5 separate regions of the Homo sapiens genome follow, and all the other regions are linked to region 1. A link is a contact called in ENCODE Hi-C or POLR2A ChIA-PET data. All regions are on one chromosome and are shown on one strand. Each heading gives the region's core, a stretch centred on a gene start or an enhancer-like site at or near the end of the contact. The rest is flanking DNA. Distances are from core to core; before and after follow the strand shown.

What was found. A loop is a pair of places that touch in the nucleus more often than their neighbours do. ChIA-PET counts read pairs that join two places held with the same protein, here RNA polymerase II (POLR2A). Pooled maps may share reads with other maps.
Region 2: a loop to region 1 is called in a map of naive thymus-derived CD4-positive, alpha-beta T cell, with 25 times the contacts of the local background. The contact joins the promoter of NDC1 here to the promoter of NRDC in region 1. A Hi-C loop is called at or near these places in 1 of 168 maps with a recorded cell type or tissue (naive thymus-derived CD4-positive, alpha-beta T cell), 1 of 37 single-sample maps with no recorded cell type and 13 of 50 pooled maps.
Region 3: a loop to region 1 is called in a pooled map, with 16 times the contacts of the local background. The contact joins the promoter of LRP8 here to the promoter of NRDC in region 1. A Hi-C loop is called at or near these places in 2 of 37 single-sample maps with no recorded cell type and 9 of 50 pooled maps. POLR2A ChIA-PET finds 5 or more read pairs at or near these places in 1 of 52 experiments (activated CD4-positive, alpha-beta T cell).
Region 4: a loop to region 1 is called in a map of CD8-positive, alpha-beta T cell, with 9 times the contacts of the local background. The contact joins the promoter of CPT2 here to the promoter of NRDC in region 1. A Hi-C loop is called at or near these places in 4 of 168 maps with a recorded cell type or tissue (CD8-positive, alpha-beta T cell, naive thymus-derived CD4-positive, alpha-beta T cell and vagina) and 12 of 50 pooled maps. POLR2A ChIA-PET finds 5 or more read pairs at or near these places in 1 of 52 experiments (GM10248).
Region 5: a map of CD8-positive, alpha-beta T cell shows a loop between it and region 1 (33-fold over the local background). The contact joins the promoter of SCP2 here to the promoter of NRDC in region 1. A Hi-C loop is called at or near these places in 1 of 168 maps with a recorded cell type or tissue (CD8-positive, alpha-beta T cell), 1 of 37 single-sample maps with no recorded cell type and 8 of 50 pooled maps.

What each region holds. Positions count from the first base shown.
Region 1 is chr1:51,877,345-51,880,189 of GRCh38, reverse strand. It overlaps NRDC (nardilysin convertase), which reads left to right and starts at 1,463. Exons shown (of 31, transcript NM_001101662.2): 1 at 1,463-1,915. The coding sequence starts at 1,575. RefSeq lists enhancers at 172-725, 1,116-1,295, 1,179-1,473 and a silencer at 1,376-1,425.
Region 2 is chr1:53,836,876-53,839,720 of GRCh38, reverse strand. NDC1 (NDC1 transmembrane nucleoporin) reads left to right here and starts at 1,425. Exons shown (of 18, transcript NM_018087.5): 1 at 1,425-1,516. The coding sequence starts at 1,460. RefSeq lists an enhancer at 952-1,431 and a silencer at 1,542-1,671.
Region 3 is chr1:53,326,820-53,329,664 of GRCh38, reverse strand. LRP8 (LDL receptor related protein 8) reads left to right here and starts at 1,595. Exons shown (of 19, transcript NM_004631.5): 1 at 1,595-1,876; 2 at 2,673-2,792. The coding sequence starts at 1,753. It overlaps LRP8-DT (LRP8 divergent transcript), which reads right to left and starts at 1,432. Exons shown (of 3, transcript NR_131923.1): 1 at 1,290-1,432. RefSeq lists enhancers at 1,159-1,388, 2,439-2,548 and silencers at 1,459-1,658, 1,729-1,878, 1,929-2,098, 2,614-2,845.
Region 4 is chr1:53,195,409-53,198,253 of GRCh38, reverse strand. It overlaps CPT2 (carnitine palmitoyltransferase 2), which reads right to left and starts at 1,430. Exons shown (of 5, transcript NM_000098.3): 1 at 1,159-1,430. The coding sequence starts at 1,310. RefSeq lists a silencer at 1,087-1,446.
Region 5 is chr1:52,925,896-52,928,740 of GRCh38, reverse strand. It overlaps SCP2 (sterol carrier protein 2), which reads right to left and starts at 1,465. Exons shown (of 16, transcript NM_002979.5): 1 at 1,276-1,465. The coding sequence starts at 1,344. RefSeq lists enhancers at 1,043-1,132, 1,143-1,202, 855-1,370 and a silencer at 1,423-1,702.

The DNA of each region.
Region 1 (2,845 bases), core at 214-2,713:
CAGGTGGCAGTCCTCAATAAGACTTCTGAAGAAAGCTAACTTGAATTATTTAAAAGCCTGATTTACTTTAGTTTACATATTTTACAGTTCCTTCCCATTAGGATGCAAGCTCCCCCAAGGCAAGGCTTTAAATTTTTGTTGTCGTTGTTTAGACAGGGTCTCACTGTGTCAACCAGGCTGGAGTGCAGTGTTGCAATCACGGCTCACTGCAGCCTCGACCTCCTGGACTCAAGCGTTCCTCCTGCCTCAGCCTCCTGAGTAGCTGGGACCACATGCACGCATCACCAAGCCTGGCTAATTTTAAAAAAGAATTTTGTACAGACGGGGGTCTCACCATGTTGTCCAGGCTGGTACCAAATTCCCAGGCTCAAAGCAATCCTCCCGCTTCGGCCTCCCAAAGTACTAGGATTATAGGTGTGAGCTATCACTATCACGCCCAGCCTAAGGCAAGTTTTGTTTTGTTCATGGTTGTATTCCTTGCATTTGGAACTCAGAAGAGGCCTCGAAAACCTTGAAGATACAGTAACTATCAACACATCTCCCTGCTTCACGTCTTTCCCCGCTCATTCGTATGTATGAGCTATGATCTCTTACCCCATGGTGTCAGTATAGTGCATCTTACTAATTTCAGCTGCTTTTTAGCTTTCATTTATGTTTGTATTTCCGTCACATTTTACATTGCTAACCAAAGACCACTGCTAGCGGGAAAAACTGGGAAAGGAGACTTGAAGGCAGCAGACGCTGCAGCTGCTCGATAAAAATTGGCCGAATTTAACAGGAGGCTGGAGGAGCTAAAAAACGTTTTCACACAGAAGAGTTAGCACATCCAGACTGGTCTTTTTAGCACTTTCTTAGGGCTTGAGGATGAAACCCCACCACTGTCGGGCCGACTGTAGGGTAGAGAAGAGCCAATTAGTATTTGCGGCGCTCGGGAGCAGCGTCCATCCGGCGGGTGTAGGAAAATACTTCCGGCGTTCTGGTTTTTTATGTGCTGAGTCACAGCCGAAGGCTCGCCCCGGGTCTGAGGAGTAGGGTACCCAAACTATGACACGAATGGGAAAATTTAAAACTTTGGAATTAATTCTCTGCACTCGTTTCTCAGTTTTCTCATTAGGGGAATATTTTTCTTTGACACGCGGAGCACTACTCAGTGGTTTCCACAAAACACACTCGTACGTCATAAACGCGCCGGGGGCCCTTCTCCCGTCGTCCTCCGCGCCACTCTCTCCGCTTCTTCTCCCTCGCCCCGCCCACTTTGGGTTTCGAAATGTTCGCTGGCTGTTCCGAGAATCAGTCCGGGTCACGTTGGTGCCTCTCCTTTCCTGTTCTGATTGGTTGCTTACGTGAGCGTGACTACTTTCTTGCCTCATGATTGGCTGAAATCAGTAGCGTCATCGGCGGCCGGGAGGGCGGAGGGACGAGGGAAGTCGGCGAGAGGGAGACTGGGTTGGGGGAGGGGTTCAGGCCTGTTCCCCGCGGCTGCGGCAGCACCAGGGCCGGCCGCCACCGCCTCTAGAACGCGGAGGAGGTGGGTCCTGGGAAGCGGGATGTCCATCGCTCCAGCTTGGTGGTGAATGCTGAGGAGAGTCACTGTTGCTGCAGTCTGTGCCACCCGGAGGAAGTTGTGTGAGGCCGGGCGGGAGCTCGCGGCGCTCTGGGGAATCGAAACGCGGGGTCGGTGCGAAGACTCTGCTGCTGCCAGACCCTTTCCTATTCTGGCCATGCCTGGAAGGAACAAGGCGAAGTCTACCTGCAGCTGCCCTGACCTGCAGCCCAATGGACAGGATCTGGGCGAGAACAGCCGGGTTGCCCGTCTAGGAGCGGATGAATCTGAGGAAGAGGGACGGAGGGGGTCTCTCAGTAATGCTGGGGACCCTGAGATCGTCAAGTCTCCCAGCGACCCCAAGCAATACCGGTGAGGGAGGAGGCTTGCAATGGGGAGGCGAACAGTGTGCCGGCTTCTCTGTCGGTGCCGCCGTCACTTCTTGTCTCCATGTCTCCCAATGGAGCAACAGGGCACACTTTCCACCCCAAATGCTTCCTTGGGTGGAGGTGGCAAGCGTGATTAGAGGCTTCCCTGTGGTGTCAGCTGGGCAAGTGGGAGATCTTGGGTTGTAAGACGTCAGAATGGGAGAAGCTTTTCGAGTCATTTGAATACAGTCGCTAAAGCAAGAATGAAGGTTTCTTTGAGGAACGCAGCCTGAATGGTGAGGGAGTCTTGGTATTATGTTACCAGGAAAGGTTGACGGAGTTGGATACTTTAATTTGGAGGACAGGATATTTAAGGGGCATATTATCACTATCCAAAATATTTGAGGGACACTTAAGTGATAGGTGAAACTAGTGGACGAAAGTTACCAGAGGATGGTGTGGCTTCAGTAAAGTAACTTTGCATCATATTTGGCCTAAGTTGAAGTGACTTGTTTCCATGGGTAGTTCTCCATTACCAAAACGGTTGGGCGACCTCGTCCAGGAATATATTAGAGAGGGCTTAGGTCTCAGTTGGGTGAGTTGTAAGGTTTCTTCTAACCTTGAAATTCTCTACTTTTGGTTTGTACAGGAGTTCTCTAAACATTTCTAATAATTGGTGATTCAGTCCCCACCTGAGTATTTTCCTTCAGAGGTAGCTTATTTCATGGAGTATCATGACTATGATGTATCTTGCGTGTGTGTGTGTGCGTGTGTGTTTTAATAAGAGTCTGGGTCTTGCGATGTTGCCCAGGCTAATTTCAAACTCCTGGGCTTAGGGAATCCTCCTGTCTTGGCCTCCCAAAGTACTGGGATTACAGGCGTGAGCCACTGTGCCAGGCCTGGACTTTGATGTATTTTAAATAGAGTTCATATT
Region 2 (2,845 bases), core at 176-2,675, 2.0 Mb before region 1:
AGGTTCAAGCAATTCTCCTGCCTCAGTCTATGGAGTAGCTTGGACTACAGGTGTGCACCACTACACCCGGCTAATTTAAAAAAAAGTTTGTTGTTGTTGTTGTTGTTGTTTTTGTGGAGATGAGGTCTCACTATGTTGCCCAGGCTGGTCTCAAACTCCTGGCTTGTGATCCTCCTGCCTTGGCCTCCCAAAGTGCTGGGATTACAGGTGTGAGCCACTGTGCCTGGCCTGGACTAATTCTTTACAAGTTTTCTCCACCACCGGATAGATCTCTTCACGGCAGAGACTTGATCTATCAGTTGTATTCCCAGTTTGTCCTACAGTGCTTTAGACATGATTGATAGTAACATGATTTTGGAAGTGAATAGGATATAATCTTAAAGCATTCAGGAAGCCATTGTTAGCAAACGTTGCAGAGCAGTAGGTGTGATCTCAATTCCTCTCACCAGCCTATGCATTTCCTTAGTCAGTAAATCACTGAATCTATTTCTGTCTTGAGTATTGCATGTTGACTGTGGCATGTGATTGAGCATAAAAAGGCGTTAGCGATATGCATCCAGAGATCTCACTGAGGTCTAAAGCACTGAGAAGACTTCATTAGGTGAAACTTGGGTTGGTGAAACACCTTTTTTCTTACTGGCAGTATATTAATGATAACATTTGTATAGCATATTATTTACATCCTCACAACATCACCAGGATATTTTTATTTTCATCCTTATCTTACTGTTGAAGAAATGGAGGCTCAGAGAAGATAAAAATATTCAATTTAGCAAGTGGCAGATCTGGAAGTAGAAACCAGATTTTATGAAACCAAAGGCATCTCTAGAGAATTTTTTTTTTATTTCAGTAAAATTACTGCGTACCTATTGTGGAGAAGACCACCACATCCTTTGGTTTCACTTTTAGGTGACTTATAAAGTAATAGGGAGAAATGAGGGCAGATCATTTTGCTAGCTCTAACTGAAGAATTCCAGTCAATCAATACTGTGGCTGTTATCGGCTTTATAAAAGACTACTATTCCCAGCATGCCTCAAGGCACCTCCAGGAAGACCTTGACTCCCAGCATTCTGTACTTTGGAACTCCGAGTCCCAGAATGCAACATTCCTCCTACTTCCTCTCAGGGGGCCGTCGAGACTACAGTTCCCAGCATGCAGCGCCGCCACCTGCTTCTGGCGCCCCGCTGGACCCTGCTTCGAAGGGACCGTTTGGTCGCCAGAGGGCGGTTCCTGGAGTTACAGCCGCGTTTGCGGGACGTGTCTGCGCGGCAGTCCTGGCCTGTTGAGCTTGTCCAGACGAAGCCTCGCAGGGATGGGTTGGAGCCTGGGCCGGGCTTCGCTCAGGCAGCGTTTGAGGCAGACCCAGCAGGGTCCTCCTGGGGCCTTCCTGCCTTTGAACTGCGGTGGCGGGCGGGCGCACGGTCTCCTGTACGCCCTAGACTAGGGGCCGCCATCTCCATGGCCACGGCCGTGAGCCGGCCCTGCGCCGGCAGGTCGCGGGACATACTGTGGCGCGTGAGTGCGGCGTGCACTGTGGCACGCACTGCCAGGGTCGGGCCGGGCGGGCAAGCTCTGATCGCGCGTGCGCGCTGGGCGGGGGAGGGCCGGTCCCGGGGCAGCGTGGAGAGAACGCGTGGGGAAGGCACCACTTGGGGGACTGATTGCAGGGTTGTGGGAAGTCCTGAGTGGAAGTTGGTTACGGGGTAGGAGAGGGGTCCTGAGTGGAAGGAAGCTGGTCAGAGTGGGACGGATGGACTGAATGGAAATTGGAATAGGGAGTGAGGCGGAGTTTTACGCAAGGGTACCGTATCCAGTAGGTGCAAAATAAATAACTTAATTTGTTTCGTTAAGAAGTGGGAAGGAATGCACGGAATTGGAAAGAAATGTGGCATTAGTAGAGGCTGGGGTTAGGGTCCAGTAAGCAGGGCAGGTGTTCTTTGTAAGGTAGAATGGGACTGAGCTGAGTGGAATAGTACTTCCTCCTTAAAGTTACGGAATTAACAGTACTACATCGCTTCTCTGGAGTGCAAAGAGAAAGAGGAGAAAGATCCCTTTTGGAAAAGTGCTTCTATCCCAGTGCACTGCCATCTCCCCTGTATTCCAAACTAAAAACTTTTGGGTCCGTAAGTCTTATCTTTTTTTTTTTTTGAGCCGGAGGCTCGCTCCCTGTTGCCCAGGCTGCAGTGCAATGGCGCGTTGTCGGCTCACTGCAACCCCCGCCTCCAGGGTTCAAGGAGTTCTGCCTCAGCTTCCCGAGGAGCGGGGATTATAGATACGCACCACTACGCCCAGCTAATTTTTGTATTTTTAGTAGAGATGGGGTTTCACCATGTTGGTCAGGCCGGTCTTGAACTCCTGACCTCAAGTGAGTCATCCGCCTCGGTCTCCCAAAGTGCTGAGATTACAGGCGTGAGCCACCGTGCCTGGCCTCTAAAATTTTTTTAAAAATTATTTTTATAATAGAGATACGATATCTTCTCCAGCCTGGTCTTGAGCTCCTGGGCTCAACTAGTCCTCCTGCCTCAGCCGCCTAACTATTTGGGACATCAGGTGCATGCCATCGTGCCTGGTGTATGTTTAGCATGCATGAGTACTTCATTCCTTTTTGTGGCTGAATAATCCACTGTATGGACATACCACATATTTTGTTTATCCATTCATCAGTATGTGGGTATTTGGGTTGTTGCCACCTTTGGCACTTGTGAGCCACCGCACTTGGCTGACAGTGTCTTCTGAAGCAAAAAAGTTTTAAATATTGCTGATGTCCAATTTATCTATATTTTTCTTTTGTTGCTTATGCTTTTGGTGTCATATCTAAGAAACCATTGCCAAATCCAAGATCAT
Region 3 (2,845 bases), core at 346-2,845, 1.4 Mb before region 1:
TTTTCCATAGAAGTTATGATGACCTGAAATAATCTTTTGTTTTCCTGCTTTTGTGTGTATCTCTTCCAACTAAGACATAACTGCAGGAGAGCAGGGAGGAACCTTATCTGTTTCCACTGTATCCTTGAGCCTTGAAGGGCGTTTGGCACATATAGGTGAAAGGACGCCTGCATTTCGTTGTCTGTGTGCTAATGGTCTGTCTCCCCACAGGTCAGGGACCTCTCCGGGGCTGGCACCATGCCTGATTCACCTTGGTACCCGCAGGCCCAGCACAGGGTTGGCACAGAACAGGGCCTGAAATGCTTGCTGAATGACTGAATGAACAAGGGACAGGAGGGGTGATGATGGCAGGAGCACCGTGCCGGGCTCTCTGGGGATCTAAGTCCCTTTCTGGTGGGGTGGCCACAGATATTGCCGCTGGGCTGCCCTTTGGGGGACTACGGCTCAGGAGGCTGCTGAGGAGACAGGGTGGTTTCCAGGCCAAGGGCTAACAGCACCTGCCCATCCGCGAGGGAGGTGAAGGGGCAAGAGGGGAGGGAGGGTGGACCTAACACTGGCTCTTGGCACCTGCAGGCCGGTTGTTTTGAGTGGCCAATGCCCTGGAATCTCATTCTCTAAAGAAGGTTGTGTGGGTTGGACCCGGCTCACAAGTCTGAGGCTGAAATCGAATCCCAGCTCGCTCTCCGCACCCATTCTCCCCAGTGTGGGTGAGGCGGGCTGCAGCCCTCCAGAGGAAGAGGTGCCTTCTCCTTCCTGCAGAAGACAGCAGGGGCGGACAGCGCGGGCCTAGGTGCGCGGCCCCTAGCGGCAGGGATGGCATCCCTTCCGTGCCCTCCCCTTCCCCCCCGCCCGGCCCGCCCCACAGACCTCGTCTTTCTCCATCACAGCGAGGATTCCTTGTCTTCCCTGCGGGCCCCCCCTGGTTGCCCCTCTGACTAGGGGCCTGGAGCGTACTTAACGACGATGAATAGTCTGTGCACCAGGCCCAATCCACCTGCCTCACGTCCCCATGATCACATGAGCGTGCAACATGCACAGATGCACATGGCACGGAAACCAAACCAGCCACAGGGATTTATAATATCCCAGCCGGAGCCCATGACAGGTGCAGGGGTCCAGCCCTGCGCCCCCAGCTTCTCCCTGCTCATCCACATCTTGGGATCTCACCCCTATCCCTCCCTCCCCCGCCCCACGCGCACACTGCACAGGCCTGTTCGTCCTGTAACATCATTTCCCCTCCCGCCCAGGCTCACTCCTAGACATCCCTCAGCCTCTGATCCGCCTGTCACCTCCTCCAGGAAGCCTCTGCTGCTTCCTCTGGACCTGCTACCTCCGTGGTGAGGGGCTCGCCTGGCCCATCCCTGCGTCTGCAGAGCCCAGCACTCAGGCGAGCCCAGAGCAGGGCCGTGGAGCGCCCGCTGAGAGAAGAGTGGACGAAAGACAGGAGGGAGGAGGGCGAGGAGGCGGCGGCAGGGGGAGCGTGGGGCGGAGGCGGCAGCGGGAGGGAGCGCGCGCGCTGGCGGCGGCCGCCCAGGGCCGGGGCCGCGCGCCCAGCCTGAGCCCGCCCCGCCGCCGAGCGTCACCGAACCTGCTTGAAATGCAGCCGAGGAGCCGGGGCGGGCGGCAGCGGCGGCGGCGGCGGCGGCGGGGGCAGCGGCAACCCCGGCGCCGCGGCAAGGACTCGGAGGGCTGAGACGCGGCGGCGGCGGCGCGGGGAGCGCGGGGCGCGGCGGCCGGAGCCCCGGGCCCGCCATGGGCCTCCCCGAGCCGGGCCCTCTCCGGCTTCTGGCGCTGCTGCTGCTGCTGCTGCTGCTGCTGCTGCTGCAGCTCCAGCATCTTGCGGCGGCAGCGGCTGATCCGCTGCTCGGCGGCCAAGGTGCGTGCAGCCGGTCTCTGACTCGGCTCTGCTCCGCCCTAGCCACCAACAAAGCGCGGCCGGGAGGCCGGAGCGGGGAGGGGTCCAGAACCCGGGGCTATCGGGGGCTCCCGGGCGGACAGGCTCCACGCGAAGCGGCTATTCCTGAATTTGCCCTCGGCCCCCCGCCCCCGCGGGCCTCGGTGTTGAGGGCTCTGCCCTCTGGGCAGCGGATCTTGGGGGAGGGGTGCAGGGGGGCTTGGCCAGCGGGGAACTTTGCCGGAGGGGCGGCCATTCATGGTTCCGGATGAGCTGTGTGATTCTCGCCGTTGGGGTTTATTTGACACGCGCGCTCCGCGGCGGTAATGAGCAGAGCCGGGCGGCTTCTCCGCTTGACAATGCGTTTCCGCAGACCCCTGCGCGCGGCGGAGAGAGAGGGGGCTGCCTGCCAGGGTGATGTGCCTGCGGCTCCCACTGCGCCTGGCGCGCGGGCGCGGGGACTCCCTATGGGCTGTATCTGAGCAGATCTCTGACTATGGGTCGCGTGTGCGGGTGAGTGCGTCTGAATGGAGGGTATACCCAGGTCGTGTGACACTTTAAGTAGGTGCCTGGTCTCGCCGTGCCACCGAGCGGCCCGACATCCACGGAACCCCTGCCATCGTGCCCTCCCTTTGGATGGAGTGTGCCTGAAGCCCCCGGGGTCTCCATAATCGCCCCCTTTCCTCCTCCCCAGCGGGTCCTTCCGGGTGGCCCGGACTGCATGGTGGGGAGTGGGGCCGAGTCCGCTGATCCAGCTCACGCTCCCTCCCCCTCGCAGGGCCGGCCAAGGATTGCGAAAAGGACCAATTCCAGTGCCGGAACGAGCGCTGCATCCCCTCTGTGTGGAGATGCGACGAGGACGATGACTGCTTAGACCACAGCGACGAGGACGACTGCCGTGAGTGGCGGGCCAGGGAGCTCAGACCCGGGGAGAGAAAAGGAACGGTGGGG
Region 4 (2,845 bases), core at 181-2,680, 1.3 Mb before region 1:
CTTGGAGTGTGGGGAATCCCTGAGGGCAGTTTGGTGAGAAATAAGGTGAGAAGGGTCTTTGAGACAAATTTTGAACTTGGCTCCAGGAACTGAGTTACTCACTCAGTAAGTTAGAAGTTAGTTTAGGTTTGGTTTAGAGGGTGAAGAAAATTTCTAATATTGAAGAAGGAGATCTGGCAACTCAGACGAAAGCGGAGTTCGAAGGCTGGAAGAACTGGAAGCTGGATTTAAGAAAGTACTGGGGGAGGGAAGGGGAAGAGGATTTACTAGGGCTCTTTTCAGAGGGGAAGTCGATTCTGGGTGAAGTGTTTCGAAGGCAGGGTAGCCAGTGGTGAGGAGGAGAAGAGAAATTTGGGTGGACCCTGGATCTGAGTATGATGGAGTGTGGATGGGGTACTGAGGGTGGTGTCTAGAATTCTGTGAGGGTGAGCTGCACTTACAAGGGGTACTGTGGGTGAGGAAGGATATTTTGAGGGGAGGAACCTGTTGAGGAGGGCTTGGAGAGAGTGAAAGGTTTCCGGGTGAACACTGGATTTAGGAGATTAAAGATTTAAAAACATGGGGGAGGGTCAGTTGAGGACAAGGGTGAACACTTCAGGGCTGTGCTTGTGGGGGCTCATGGGGGGTGAAAGAACAGAGTACTGGAGAAATGGGAGGTGGGGCTGAGGGTCCTGAGTGACAGGGGTGAAGGCGGTGCTGGGAGAAGTTAAGGAATGGTAACCATGATGTATTAGGAATCAGCCTACCCATATTCCGGGTAGGAATGTGAGGCAGTCATTAAAGTACTTCAGGAGACACCATAGTCGAGGGATTACAGCGGCGCTGGAAATATGCAGGTCTGGCATTTTTCAGGGAGAAGAGGACTCAGGATAGCTGGCTGGAAGTTAGGTTAAAGGAGAGGGAATCTGAGAAGCGTTCAAGATGGAGAATCTGAGATAGCATCGAGGGGTTCTGGAAGAGAATTTGAGGGTTCTGAGGTTCCTGTGCTAGGAGATTGTGAAAAGTCCCAAGACTTCCAGATTAGGGGCTGTGGCAGCCTCCATGGTAGGGGCTTGGGGGCGGAAACGGGTTCACTAGAGGAGTCATGAGTGACTGCAGTCAGGTTGGGGCCGATCCTGGGACGGCGGCGGGCGGCGGGGACCCGGAGGCCAGGCTCACCTGGGCAGGCTGTCCTGGTAGTGCATGGTGGGCACGATGCTGCGCTGCAGGTACTGGCCGGGCCCGGAGCCGGCGCTGAGGGGCCGACTGGGGGCTCCCGGACCAACCGCGGGGCCCCGGGGCCAGGCGCGCAGCAGCAGGCGGGGCACCATCGTCCCGGGAGCCTGCGGCGGCGAGAACGCGGCAAGTGGGGAGTTCTGGAGTCTAAACACAAGGCCGCCGCCGCCGTTAGCGCCCAAGACACTGCGTCAGGACTCCTGAGGCACTTCTCCGCCCGCAGGCCACTTCCGGCCCCTGTAAGGCCATCGGCTCCGCCCCGGACTGGCTCCTTCCGGGCAGGGGCCGCTCACTGACAGGCCCCGCCCACTAGTAGGCCCCGCCCGGAAGGGGGCCCCAGCCTCCGCGCTGCTCGTCTCCCTTCCCTTCCCTAGGAGGCGGGAAACCGAGCGCCGCAGCCGCTCCTTCCCCTTTTTTGGAGCAAGACAGAAACTGGAGTTGGAAAAAAAAAAGAAAAGCTAAGAAACGTGATTGGAATCTGATAACCCAAAATTTGATCCAGGCTCCATCCTTGCGAGACTGTGGACTAAATTTTAAACCTCTATTTCCTCACCTAAGAAGTAGATAGATCGTAATGATTCAAAGTACCTCCCAAAATTCTAGATATGAGATAAAGATAACATGTTATGCACAGTGCATGGTGCTTAATAGGAAAGCAGTAAACGGTAACGGATGTTACTGTTGTTAGTAATCCGTGCTGAAGGTCATTGACATATAATGACCCTGAACCCTGCACAGCTACTGCCCTGCCAGCTCACCTGAGTGGATGGATATTAGAAAGGATTTGTGCAGGAGTTGGAAACCTGGAGTTTCCCGCTGGCCACCACTTCAGTGCAGAAAGCCCCTTCCGAGCGGAATCCCCTCTGCCTGAACATCCATTCTTGGCTTGAGCATTTCCAAAAACAAGAAGCTCACTGCTAAGAGGAAAGAAACCCTTGTCCTCCGGCTCTAGGAAGTCTTCCGTGTTCAGTCTATTGGAAGAGGCTTCCTGTCACCACAGACCACCTCCAAGATTCCTTCCAACTCCTGACTCTAAGATTCCGCTACTTGAACATAGATCTATCATCCCTCATCCATCACAAAACAGCTGCAGAACAGCCCACCACGCCCCAATCCCTGATCTTAGAAGTAGCTGCAGGATTAAGTAGGCTCTACTCCCATTTTACAGAAGAAGACAGGGAGTTACCAAAAGACACACAATTATGCTGCCTAGCTTGAGGCACAACAGAATTCCATTTTGGGAACAGAACTGCCCTTTAGCCGTTTGGGGCAGCCAAGTACATTCTGTCTGTTCCATAATTGGCTAAGCAGAGCCAGAAGCTGGAGCACACCAGAAAGAGTACTGGATTGGGAGTCAGGAGACCGGACTTTTAGTTTCAGCTCTTTGTTATCTAGTTAGGTGACCTCGGATTGAACAGGAAGATCACTAACCAGCTCTGGCACTCATTCAGTGGTGATCACAAATGCTTAACCCATTTCCCGTTTAGAAAAAAACAGCGCAGCTTGCTGCCAGCTCTTATTTCTTAGGGCAAATGGGAAATGGCTTAAGAACTAAGCATGAAATTCAGAAACACTGAATATCGAATCCTCCTCTCTTGAGGGGAGAAAAGGCCCAACTGGCCCAACTCCA
Region 5 (2,845 bases), core at 216-2,715, 1.0 Mb before region 1:
GGGTGCAGTTGCGTGATCTCAGCTCACTGCAACCTCCATCTCCCAGGCTCAAGCAATCCTCCCACCTCAGCCTCCCGAGTAGCTGGCGTGTGCTACCATGCCCGACTAATTTTCGTATTTTTAGTAGAGACGGGGTTTCACCATGTTGGCCAGGCTGGTCTCGAACTCTTGACCTCAGGTGATCCACCCGCCTTGGCCTCCCAAAGTGCTGGGATTACAGGCGTGAGCCACCGGCCCCGGCCTATTTACATGTTGGACTGAATTAGGTACGCTCAGCCCACTGGTAAAATAATAAACATTTTAGGGCTGTTTTCTCAGAAATAGAACTCTCCCTAGGAACTCTTTCACAAAGCATATCCATTTAGTATTGTTCAACTAACATTCACTGAGGGTCTTCAAGCATCAGGAACGTTCAGGGCGAGGGGCACAGCAGTGAATAAGCCAGGTACCCAGTCTAGAGGAGCTGCCATGCTAAGAGGGCGCGCAGACGCCTATGAGCTTTAGTACTGCCCGGTACTGCCGAGCACAGTAAGTGCAGGACAGAGGTAAGCACAGTGCAAGGCTCTAGGGGAAAGTCAGGAGGATCCGAGGCGTCCTGGAGAAGATCCGATCTGAACGGATCCTTTCAGGATGCACAAAAGTTAACAGGTGAAGATACACGGTACAAACAGAACAGAAGCAAAGCAACAGAGGCATCAGACAACTGCGTCCGGGGAGAAACGAAAGGCAGTTTGGCATTAAGGAGCATGCGGGCGATGAGGGGAAAACGGCCGTGGGAGCCTGCGGCGTCCGGGTCCCAAGCAGTCACTGGAGGGACAGAGGGAGGCCGGAATCTGCCACTCGGGCCGAGGCGCTGGGCATCAGGAGCGTTTCTCCTCGCCATCCACATCTGGAGCTGTCTCTGTGAGGGCTCCTGTGGGGGCTGTTCCTGGGAGGGCCGAGCAGGCGGCATTCGCGACCTGCCTCCCTCCGGGGCAAGCCAGCCCACACACCTCGGGACTCCGCTCAGAATCTAAAGAGGTGAGATCCTTGGATTATCTCGGGGCTGCTTCATGAACTCTGACCAGAAGAAAAGGGAAGGAGGAAGCAGAAGGCCGCAGGAACCAGCCCGAGACGCTATGACCCCAGAGATTCCGCAGAGTACAAGCCACCAAGTCGCCACGCCGATGACCCACGCGCGGAGCAGTCGAAGCTAGGAGACCGGAGGGACAGAGAAACCCAGGCACCGACCGCCCCCGAGCCTCAGAGGGCCAGCAGGGCCGCTGCTCGGTTTACCTTGGTCATGCCAACCCCCACCACGAACACCCGGCGCAGGGTCGCAGGCTCCCACGGGGAAGAGGACATGGCTGCACCAGTGCGGGACCGGGGCGGGCGCCGCGGACGACTGCCGGCACTGACAGGCGGAGACTGCACCAGAGCTCCCTGAAGCCCGAAGCCAGGGCCGCGGGCGGCAACACAGGCGCGTGAGAGTGCGCGTGCGTAGGGGCAGGAGGAGGGGGCGGGGTGGGGCGCGTCCTGTGGGGCGGGGAGCGTTCTCTAGCCCTTAGGCAGCCGAATCCCTAATTTGCGGACTTGGGCATGGGACTGAGTCAACCTGTCCCCATCTCTGATCCTGTGCTTAGGTTCTGTACGGTGAGCGGGAGTAGGCTTGCAGTGGGGCCTAAGACTGAGAGGAGGGGTTGGCCGGAAAGCGGACTCATGAAAGGTGACCCTGAGGAGAGCCGTTGGGGTTCGTGTTGGAATTGGCCTGTGTCCTGTTAGCGGTGGCAGTTGAGAGTGAATTCATGAATTTAAACTCACAGGACACCAAGAAAGCGGGGATGGGCAGGATCTCACACATGGATACAATGTCTAAATCAAAAAACCCAGGCTCCGTCACCAGCTGCGTGACCTTTTTAATCTTGTGAACAAAAGTTCTCCGAAAAGGAATTTGGAAGACAGAGACTTTATTCCAGCAAACCGGGGAGAAACAGCCTTCCATGTTTATTGGAGACCGGAGTCTCGCTCTGTCGCCCAGGCTGGAGTGCAATGCCGCGAACTCGGCTCACTGCAGCCTCCGCCTCCCAGGTTCAAGCAATCCTCCTGCCTCAGCCTCCCGAGTATCTGGGATTACAGGCGCGCGCCACCACGCCCCGCTAATTTTTGTATTTTTAGTAGAGATGGGGTTTCGCCATGTTGGCCAGGCTGGTCTGGAACTCCTGACCTTAGGTGATCTACCCACCTTGGCCTCCCAAAGTGCTGGGATTACAGGCGTGAGCCACCGCGCCCGGCTCCCCGGTTTATTTTATCTTATGTAAAAATGCAGATTCATTGAGCTAGATGAATGCATAAGTGACTATTTCTCTACCCCCCTCACATGTGAAGGTTGATCAAAGACTCAGAAGAATGCAACCGTTTGCCTCTTATCTACCCACATCTTTTTAAAATTTATTCATCTTTCCCCAATATCTGCCCCTTCCCCTATAAAAACTGAAGCCCTCAAAATCATCTTTGGAGAAAGGCACGGACCTGTCTCCAAAGATGATGCACGTCCTTAAACTTGGCAAAATTAACTTCTAAATTAATTGAGATCCGTTTCATATACTTTTCGGTTTGCAGTATCAGCATTTAGAAAGGCTCTCCTAGAAGATTCTAAGGATTGCTTCTTGGCCATTTGGCTAAGATCAAGTTTAGGAGATTCTAAGAAGCCCCCTCTGTGCTAAGTAAAGAACTACTGAGCTAGGACTAGACCAACTTAGTAAAATTGCTGCGCTCAGTGATGCACGCCTCCCATCTGCTCAGGAGGCTTCGGCAGAAAGATCACTTGAGCCTGGGAATTCAAGGCTACAAATGTGCTATGATTACA